2 separate regions of the Homo sapiens genome follow, and region 1 is linked to region 2. Evidence: chromatin loops called from intact Hi-C (ENCODE). Cell type or tissue: natural killer cell. All regions are shown on one strand. Links, peaks and the distances in the headings refer to the core of each region. The heading gives the core; the rest is flanking DNA. Region 1 overlaps USP49 (ubiquitin specific peptidase 49). Region 2 overlaps CCND3 (cyclin D3).

What was found. Peaks named below come from ENCODE experiments on the same cell type or tissue, not always from the same donor. Only the 100,000 strongest peaks of a DNase experiment are listed, where the experiment ranks them.
Region 1: it touches region 2 in a loop (5-fold over the local background); 35 of 110 quality-filtered maps call a loop at or near these places.

Annotation. Positions count from the first base shown.
Region 1 is chr6:41,844,160-41,849,530 of GRCh38, forward strand. The region is part of intron 3 of USP49 (ubiquitin specific peptidase 49); the gene reads right to left. Among named protein-coding and RNA genes, the nearest start is that of USP49, 49 kb to the right of the region's middle. In natural killer cell, for the core only: CTCF peaks have their summits at 2,846 and 3,046; a DNase peak (open chromatin) is centred at 2,812.
Region 2 is chr6:41,933,995-41,939,365 of GRCh38, forward strand. It overlaps CCND3 (cyclin D3), which reads right to left. Exons shown (of 5, transcript NM_001760.5): 3 at 3,241-3,400; 4 at 2,565-2,701; 5 at 958-2,113. The coding sequence ends at 1,946. Among named protein-coding and RNA genes, the nearest start is that of CCND3, 5.1 kb to the right of the region's middle. RefSeq lists enhancers at 4,285-5,100, 5,101-5,371. In natural killer cell, for the core only: CTCF peaks have their summits at 2,521 (motif pointing left) and 2,722; DNase peaks (open chromatin) are centred at 2,407, 3,937 and 4,397; H3K4me3 peaks cover 1,518 bases; H3K27ac peaks cover 3,234 bases.

The DNA.
Region 1 (5,371 bases), core at 290-5,289, 90 kb before region 2:
ATGGGGAGCCGAGATTGTGCCACTGCACTCCAGCCTGGGCAACAGAGCGAGACTCTGTCTCAAAATAAATAAAAAATAAATAAGCAAACAATTTTCTAAATGATTGTTTAAAAATTTGTTTTTCTCTTTAGGCAACTGCGTATGTTGCAGTTTCTTTCTTTTTTTTTTTCTTTCTTTGAGACAGAGTCTCCTACTGTCGCCCGGGCTGGAGTGAGGGGCACCATCTCAGCTCACTGCAACCTCTGCCTCCCAGGTTCAAGCGATTCTCTTCAGTCTCCCCAGTAGCTGGGATTACAGGCGTCCGCCACCATGCTCGGCTAGTTTTTTGTATTTTTAGTAGAGATGGGGTTTCACTCTGTTGGCCAGGCTGGTCTCAAACTCCTGACCTCATGATCCGCCTGTCTTGGCCTCCCAAAGTGCTGGAATTACAGGCGTGAGCCACCGCACCCGGCCAATGATGGTTTTGATCAATTTCATCAAAAGACTTGCGTTATCCATCATGGTATTCCAGAAGACCACAGTTATAAAGCTGGGTACACACAATTACCAACTACAGTGATATCCATTTATACATTTCATTTTTTGACCTATTTCTTTATGAATTATGGTTCATCTGCTCATAACCGCTGTATCTGTATAACTACTGTTAATATACGTGAGTGGGTTTATGCTTGCAAAAATATTACCTATTTTATTGCGTAAAGTAGCTTATGAAGATTTCTGGGGTTTTTTGTTTGTTTTGGTTTTGTTTTGTGTTTTGAGATGGAGTCTCACTCTGTCGCCCAAGCTGGAGTGCAATGGCACAATCTCGGCTCACTGCAACCTCTGCCTCCCAGGTTCAAGCGATTCTCCTGCCTCAGCCTCCTGAGTAGCTGGGATTACAGGCACACGCCACTACGCCCGGCTAATTTTTGTATTTTTAGTAGAGACGCTGTTTCACCATGTTGGTCAGGCTGGTCTCGAACTCCTGACCTCAAATGATCCACCCGCCTCAGCCTCCCAAAGTGCTGGGATAAGAGGTGTGAGCCACCGCGCACAGGCTTTCTGTTACGTTTTTACATGTTTCTCAAATAAATTCCTTTAAAAAATGTAAATAGGCCAGGTGTGGTGGCTCACCCATGTACTCCCAGCACTTTGGGAGGCCGAGGCAGGCAGATCACCTCAGGTCGCAGTTTGAGACCAGCCTGACAAACCCTGTCTCTACTAAAAATATAAAATTAGCCGGGTATGGTGGCGCACACCTGTGGCTACTCGGGAGGCTGAGGCAGGAGAATCGCTTGAACCCAGGAGGCGGAGGTTGTGGTAAGCTGAGATGGCGCCATTGCACTCCAGCCTGGGCAACAAGAGCAAAACTCCATCTCAAAAAAAAAAAGGTAAATAAGCTGGGCATGGTGGTATGTGCCTGTAGTCCCAGCTACTTGGGAGGCAGAGTCAGGAGGCTCATTTGAGCCCAGGAGTTTGGGGCTGTAGTGCATTATGATCACACCTGAGAATAGCCACTGCATTCCAGCCTGGGCAACACAGTGAGACCCTGTCTCTAAAAATAAAATAAACAAAAAGTAAGTAAATGTCCTTTAAATAATTTTTTAAATATTTTTTTTTTCCAGAACTACATTTTCAGGATTTTTATCTTTCAAGATTGTGATTTTGGGGATTTTAGACTTTAGGGGATTTTGATCTTTTGAGATTTTAACATGCAGGATTGTTTCTTTGGGGATTATGGCATAAACCCCTCACTTATTATAGTCTACCAAATATTGATAGTTTTAATTTATAAATCTTGTCTTCGCAGCCAAAAGGTAAGTTATTTCAGGGCAGCTACCATTTCCTCATATCTCCAATGCTTAATAAAATGCTTTAAAAATAAAAATCATGGCCAGGCACGGTGGCTCACACCTGTAATCCCAGCACTTTGGGAGGCCAAGGCAGGTGGATCACTTGAGGTCAGGAGGTCGAGAGCAGCTGGACCAACATGGTGAAACCCCTCCTTTACTAAAAATACAAAAATCATCCAGGCATGGTAGCCTGCACCTGTTAATCCCAGCTACTTGGGAGGCTGAGGCAGGAGAAGCACTTGAACCCGGGAGGTGGAGGTTGCAGTGAGCCAAGATCGCGCCACTGCACTCCAGCCTGGGTGACAGAGTGAGACTCTGTCTGAAAAAAATAATAAAAATAAAATGAAAATCATTAGAGGAGTGATATCAACAAGATGGTAGACTAGAAAGCAACAGATCCTTCCCCAACAGAGACACAGAGAAGTCAGGTACTGTGCATTTTTCACTATATTTCCAGAGCCAACAATATGGCCAAATAGATATTCAGATTATTTACTGAACAAATGAATGAGTGAGAGGCAGTGTGGAGGCCCTTCCTAGAGAGGAACAATATGAGCAAAGTCAAGAGAGCAAGAGTGTGTTTAGTGTGTTAACAACAATATATGGACCAGAATACCTTTGTGAGAGCTCTGAAGAAGAGCTGAGAAGCTACAGCACCAGGCCACTGTAAAACCAAAAGGAGATTACAGCAAAAGGGTTAGGAAATTTCAGTGTTTGGCATGTCCTTTCATGTCCTTCTTCCTATGTAGCATAGCACAGAGCAAGTTGGAGGAAACCCCCCCCATACTGGGTCTACTCCTTGGACAGAAACAAAAGAGTTGACCGTGTGTCCAACATTCTGGCTTGTCTGGGGCTTCCTGAGAGACTGATTTCTATCTCATATGACTCAGAATACTGACTGGACAGGTTCCAGAGTACAGAAGACACTGAAAACAGAGGAGAGCAGGATGTTAGCACTGAAGTTCCATAGGCAGACATCAGGGGGAGCAAGAGGTCAGAAAAAGGTTGAGAGATCCTGGAAACAACAACCAGGATAATTGGTAAAGGTCTTCCTCTGCAAAGTCACTAGACAAAGACTTGGACAGATGGTTGTTTGTTTTAAGTGCTTAAAGCCCAGCAAGAGATTATAAGGCATACAAATAAACAGGGCAATATGGCTGAATTAAAGGAATAAAATATAACTCCAGAAACAGGCCCTAAAGAAATGCAGATCTGTGAGCTGCCTGACAAAGAATTTAAAATAACTGTTATAGATGCTCAATGAGCTAGAACACAGATACAAAACTAAATGAAATGAAGAAAACAATCCATGACCAAAAAGATAAACAATGAAAAAGATCCAAACAGAAATTCTGGACCTTGAAAAATTCAATAACTGAACTGAAAAATTTATTAGAGGGGTTCAATAGCAGGTTTAATCAGGCAAAAGAAAGTAGAGTCAGCCGGGTGCAGTGGCTCACACCTGTAATCTAGCACTTTAGGAGGCCGAGGCAGGTGGATCACGAGGTCAAGAGGTTGAGACCATCCTGGCCAAAATGGTGAAACCCCGTTTCTACTAAAAATACAAAAATTAGCTGGGCATGGTGGTGAGCACCTGTAGTCCCAGCTACTCAGGAGGCTGAGGCAGGAGGATCACTTGAACCCAGGAGGCGGAGGTTGCAGTGAGCCAAGATCGTGCCACTACACTCCAGCCTGGCAACAGAGCGAGACTCTGTCTCAAAAAAAAAAAAGTAGAGTCACAGGAGCAAAAAGGAAACAGATTGGCAAAGAGCACATAAAGAACTTATAGGGCACGATCAGGACAACACATTCTGAAATGCACATTATGAAAACTCAGAAGAGGGAGAGACAAAGTGGCAGAGAGCTTCTTTGAAGAAATAACAGCTGCAAGCTTCCCAAATCTAAGGAGATAAATGGATATGCACATTAAAGAACCTCAAAGGACTTCAACAAGGATAAATCTAGAGAGGATCATAAAGACACATTATAATTAAATTATCTAAAGTCAAAGGCAGAGAACATATTCAAAGCAGCAAAAGAAAATCGATTCATCACATACAAGGGAGTTTCCATTCCCAGATTTACCAGCAGAAACTCCAAAGAAGTAGTTTTCTGTATGTGAATGAAGTTTTTAACAATTTAAAACAGAATGCTGTAACTTTAAAGATGATTTATGCAATCACAACAATAAACACAAATAAAGTATCTATAGAATATATATAATAGGAAATGAGAAGAGAATCAACATACATCGCTACAAAAAAAATCAACAAAACACGAAAAAGGCAGTAAAAAAGAAGGGACAAAAAAGCTACAAAATATACCAAAAACAATTAACAAAATGGCAATAGTAAATCCTTCCCTCCCTATTGGTAGCCTATGTTTTGTTTTAGATAGGCTCGCACGCTGTTACCCAGGCTACAGTGCAGTGGCACTATCATGGTTCAGTGCAGCCTCGACCTCCTGGGCTCAAGCAATCCTCCTGCCTCAGCCTCCTGGGTAGCTGGGACTATGGGTGCATGCCACAACATCTGGCTAATTAAAAATATATATATATTTTTTGGAGAAATAGGGTCTTCCCTGGCCGGGTGCAGTGGCTCACACCTGTAATCCCCGCACTTTGGGAGGCCAAGGCACACGGATCATAAGGTCAGGAGATTGACACCATCCTGGCTAACATGAAACCCCATCTCTACTAAAAATACAAAAAATTAGCCAGGTGCAGTGGCAGGCACCTGTAGTCCCAGCTACTTGGGAGGCTGAGGCAGGAGAATGGTGTGAACCCGGGAGGCAGAGCTTGCATTGAGCCAAGATCGCGCCACTGCACTCCAGCCTGGACAACACCAGTGAGACACCGTCTAAAAAAAAAAAAAAAATGAGAGAGAGAGAAATGGGTTCTTCCCTATGTTGCCCAGGCTGGTTTCTAACTCCTGGCCTCAAGTGATCTTCTTGTCTTGGCCTGCCAAAGTGTTGGAATTACAGGCAGGAGCCACCATGCTGGGCCAGTAATTAACTTTAAATGTAAAGTCATATATTGACTGGAGTTAAAAAAGGATCCAACTATATGCTGTCTACAAGAGACTCACTTTAGCTCTAAGGACACATAGATTGAAAAGTCTGGAAAAAGATATTCCATGCAAATGGTAACCAGAAGAGAGCAGGAGTGGCTATATTAATGTCAGACAAAATAGATTTTAAATAAAAAACTCTCATAAAAGATAAAAAATGACATGATAAAAGGGTAAACCAGGAAGATATACAATAATAAATATTTATGCTCCAAACATCAGAGCTTCTAAATATATGAAATAAACTTAGACAGAATTGAAGGGTAAAAGAGCAACACAATTACAGTAGAGAACTTCAAAACTCCACTTTCAATAATGGACAGAACAACCAGACAGAAGATCAACATGGAAAGAGAGGACCTGAACAACATTATACACCAAATGGACCTAATAGACATATATAGAGAACTCTACCTAACAACAGCAGAATATACATTCTTCTCAAGTGCACATGGAACATCTCTAGGA
Region 2 (5,371 bases), core at 98-5,097:
CTGGTCTCAAACTCCTGACCTCAGGTGATCCACCCGCCTCGGCCTCCCAAAGTGCTGGGATTACAGGCATGAGCCACTGCACCCAGCCCAAGTGCCCATTTTTGTGTGGCCCATGAGCTAAGAATGATTTTTCCATTTTTAAATGGGGAAAAAATTAAAACAGTATTTTGTGATAGGTAGGAATTACATGAAATTCCAGTTTCAGCATCCATAAATAGTTTTGTTGGAACAGCCATGCTCACCCATTTACATGTTTTCTGTGGCTGGTTTTGTGCTACAACAGCAGAGTTTAAGTATAATCCTGCTATAACCCTTGTTATTTGCTTTCGAAATTGCGCATTTGTTCCAACCCATTTAATATATTTGGGAACAGTTTGATCATAACGCAGACTTCATGTTTGCTTGTGTGTGATTTCATCCTCGAGAAATAGTAGGTGAATATGGGAAACTGTATCTAGCTGAACCAAGCCTAAGTAGTACACAAAACTCACACCTAAACATGTACCAGCTACCTCACTCATCTCCCCACCTGTGTTGAGCAACCCTTCCGACGTCCACTTCCAAAAGCAAAGTGCATGTCTTCAAGATAAAAGGCCATATTTATTGTGATATAATTTCTCAACCATTTGACATATGTAAAAACCAAGCTATCCTTTTTTTTTAAATGTGTCACTCATTTGAGTGTTGTGCTTCAAGCCCCATTTTTCCCATGAGACCTGTGGTCTTTATTGTGCAATTTTGCATGGCATAGTGATTTTTAGGAACGCATAGGTCACATTATAAAGCAGAACTGACTATATTTGGGTCAGAGACCATGTACCCCACAAAGCCTAAATATCCAGCCCTTTACAGAAAAGGCTCAATGATCCCTGCTTTAGACCATTGACTTCCACCTCCTTACCTCATACAGTGCAGAAATAGACTTACCCACACACCAATCCAAGAAGCCAAAGCCAGTTTTATTTCACAATCATCTTTATTACAGTAGGATGATGGTCCTGGGCCACCAGCCTAAACCTTGCAGCCTTAGGAAAGACCTGTGTCAACAGGGCTTGCCTCCCTCTCTAGACAGGGGCTCAGCCACCTCCAGGGCATCCCTGCTGCATTTTCCCTGCTGGAGGATGGGGCAGAGGGACAATGGGAGAGGAGGGCATGACCCCACCCCAGGCTATAGCAGCTCCTTGGCCACAAAGATCCTTTTGCCAGTAGCAGAAGGGAGGAAAACAGCAACCACCAGGGTTACCACCACTTGTGGGATGGCCAGGACCCCATTATGTCCTCTTAAAGTTGTGCTCAAAGCAATTAATAAATTAAAATGAGCCTTCAGCAGCAAAGCTGTCAATCACACAGGAGAAGCTGAGCAGAAAGCAAAGCAAAGAGGAATTTATAGCTTCTCTGGCTGAGGCCTAGGCCCCTCCCTCTAGGAGCAGCTGTCAGCACGGACTACATAGGGGCCTCCAAAGTACTGAGAGGAGCCATCTAGACTATTCCCCCTCATATGTGTCTATCATGCATTAAATTTTAGAGGGACCCCAATCCAAATGCAATAACCCTAGAAGGGACAACACCTTTAGAAGGCACTAGAGCATTTTGGCAGTTGAAAACATGAGAGCCCCCAGGGGTGGGGGGGGGCGTTCAAAAGGAATGCTGGTGTATGTATCCAATTCTGTCCCATCAGCCTGGCCCACCCCCAGCTAGAGTTGGGAAAGGCGCTGCTGGTCAGATGCAGGGAGGAGGAGCTTGACTAGCCACCGAAATGCAGACATGGCTGGCCGGGCCCCTTAGTGCACACTGCGGGGATGGGTAGGACCAGATCCCTTGGGCTTTGTGAAGGGGGAACAGACGCCCCTTCAGGCTTAGATGTGGTGTGGTTCCTGGAGGCAGGGAGGTGGGTGGCAGCGGCCCCTCCTCTGCTTAGTGGCCACTCCAGAGGGCCTCTCCAGGGCTACAGGTGTATGGCTGTGACATCTGTAGGAGTGCTGGTCTGGCTGGGCCCTTGGCTGCTGGAGCCCCGGGGGGCTTTGGGCGCTGGGCTGGAGCTGGTCTGAGAGGCTTCCCTGAGGCTCTCCCTGAGTGCAGCTTCGATCTGCTCCTGACAGGCCCGCAGGCAGTCCTGGGAACATGGGAGAAGAGTGAGGAGCAAACACTCCCCCCATAGCATCTGGCAGCAGGTGCAGGGGAAGGACAGCTCCCAACACATGGGGAAGTCTGGGGAGGTTAGGCCACAGCCCGGCCCCAGGAATCGCTCTTTAGTTCTCAGAAACTAGCAAGAGGATGTGGCAAGGGAGTGTGAGAGCAGCCCTGCATCTGACACCAAACCCCCCACCCCCACTCCAGCACACCACTTGGCAAGAAAAGAACCCCTAGGGCCAGTGCCCTTCACCCCACCCAAGATACTTGCTCTTCCCCAGACCAAGGCAGGAGATAAAAAGCCACAAAGCCCCAAGGTTGTGAAACCAGGACTTGGGACCAGGTTGGGGTTGGAGGTTTCCCTCTACTGGAGGCTCAGGGCATAGCACTACTTTATGAATGGAGAGGCTGCTGCCCAGCTACCCAGCACTCACCACTTCAGTGCCAGTGATCCCTGCCAGCAGCTCTGTGAGCTCATCCCCGGACATGGAGCAGGCACCCAGGCCTTGCACTGCAGCCCCAATGCTGCCCGTGGCGATCATGGATGGCGGGTACATGGCAAAGGTATAATCTTGGAGAGGAGGAAAGGGAACCATGAGAGAAGGAAACCTGAAGGATAACGGCCAGCATGGACTTCCGACTCCTTGGAAAGTGCCAGGCAGCATGAGTAGAGCAGAGGACATGCTGGAAAACTCCAGCAGTGGGTGGGGCAAGATATCAGCAAGGGAGGAAGACAGGAAAGAGTATCTTTCCTAGAGATCAGAACCAACTGCCAGTTTCCATAGGTCCCGGGAATAGACAAGACACTCCCTAGTATGGGAACACAACTAGGGCCAAGAGACTGGGGTTCTGTTCCCAACCTGTTCACTGTGAGACCTTGGGCAAGTCACTTCTCTCTATACCCTCAGTGTCCCCACTACAAACTGGAGGGGTCTGAGATCCCATATAGCTGATTATAACCTGCTTTTCTGCATTGAGACTGGGGGCTCAGAGGGGGTATAATTTTCACAAAGGAATTTTGACAGTATAAACCAGAATCTTCAGTTACCTCTCACCCTTATAAGTCTTCTGATTTTTCCAATTTGGCAAAAATGTGCATAGGGCTCTTACCTGTAGCACAGAGGGCCAAAAAGGTCTGGGCATGCTTTTTGACCAAGGCCTGTCGGTCACGGGGCAGAGAGAGCCGGTGCAGAATGAAGGCCAGGAAATCATGTGCAATCACAGCAGCCAGGTCCCACTTGAGCTTCCCTAGGACCAGCACCTCCCAGTCCTGAAAAAGCGGGGAAAGGGTGGGGTCAGTGGCTGGAGAAGTGAAGAGGAGGGAGCAAAGCAGAAGTCTCAAAGTCTCAGGCAGGGAAGCCCATCAAACTTTTAAAGCCCAAGACCCCAGTTCTGTTTCTGATTTTAAGGCCGGGCACCATGGAGTTCAAGGCAGGGAAGAGGAGGAGGCATGTGCTTTGAGCACTTACTGATCATTTACTAGGTGCCAGGACAACATGCTTTACATGGATTATCCCTTTTAATCCTGTCTGGTTATGTTTAAGGGGCCAATAATCCAGGCCTTCTCCTGACTTCATTCAGGGCTCTGAGGATTTCTCCAGCCAGGGCTGAAAGACGGAAGCAGCAGATACCACAGCATCACCATGAACTGGGCTCTCTTCTGGGATGAAGCAGAAAGACTCTCTCAACCCCAAGGATTTGTGAAAGGGGAGATCACCACTAGCTTCCCCTGCAACTCTGCATCCCAGCCAAGTCCACACTTCTTGAATCAACAGAAGGGAGTATGACTCCTCCAATGACAGCCACAGAGCCTTTTCTCAGGTTCCTCAAAGGGGAGATTGCCCAACCCAAGCCACATCCCCTTGGTAGGATATCAGGGATGGGTCCTGAGGTATAGCACCCCACCCCACCCCCTTTAGCTGGAACCCGTAGTGCCCCATGCCACTTGACTTTCAGGAGGATAGGTAGAGGCCAAGCCAGACAGGATGGCTCCAAATGATTCCAGAGGGATCAAGCCCTATCCTCACCTACCCAAGCCTACCTGCCAGTACTAGGTCTCGGGAGAAGGCTGGGAGCTCCACCCCAGTCCACTCGTCATGGGTTCCCAGACCTGGCCCCATTTCTGAGTTGCACACATGAGGATTTCTTCATTGTTTTATCTCAGGAAGGAACTTGTGGGTTTGACTCCTTATTGAGGCAGAAATGGCAACCCCACCCAACCTCTTCCAGGCCCCAGCCACAGCTGTCTCTCTCTTGGCCCCAGCTTAGGTGTCAGCCTCTCAAATCAACCCCTACCCTCACAGAGCCCCAGAGAAAATAGCCTGGCCTGGAGCCAGAAGTGAGACAGATAAATTACAACGCTACCCCTAGTGCATGTCCCAGGAGCCAACTCCTAACTCAGCAGTAAACAGAAGGGACTCAGCTTCTAAGGAAGCATCTGGAAGGCAACTGGGAGTGGGACTCTCCCTATGGGGAGGCAAGGGGTTGTGTTTGAGGGAAAGTGGCCACCTTTCCCCATATCCAGGCAACCAGAGAATCCCAGTGTTAACTGGTGGAGAACACACCCCTGGGAGTGCTTAGCTTCAGTAGGTGGCAGCGGCCATCACATTCCTGACTTTTAAGGCAACCTGGTCTAGCTAGAAGACCCAGGTTCTACACTCATCTGCTCAGTGCGATGCTGAGGCAGGACCTTGCCCTCCTTCCTTGGGCCTCAGCCTCCTCTGCTGCACACGGATTTGGACCAACTGGAGTTCTCAGAGGTCCCTTCCAACCTTGACCTTCTAGGAAGTCTTTTGGGCACTCCACCCCCAGCTCAGGCAGAGGGAAGAGTACTTTTTGCCTGTACTGAAAAACCCTCATACGTGGGCACACAAACCACCTCCATCTTTTCACAAAAAGGAAGTTCCCCTTCTACCTTCCAGCCCCAACCCCTCCAAAAACATCTTGCTCTCTGGCCCTGGAAACTAGCTCCACCTTCAGACTTGCCAAAAACTACCAGATTCATCACAAAGAGCTGTGGCGCCTCCTGGATTCCCAACTCTGGCCTCCTACTCCCATCTCTGAGCTACTTGGCAGGAAGAGGAATCCTGTTCCTCGACTCACAGCAGTCGGGGGCCCCAGTACCCTGGCTTCCCTGCCAGCCAATCACAGCAGCCTGCTTGCTGCCCTCCTCCCTGGGAGATGGGGCCCAGAGACTCCTCTCAGGGTCAGCAGAAGACTTGGCCCGCCACAGAGCAAGGTG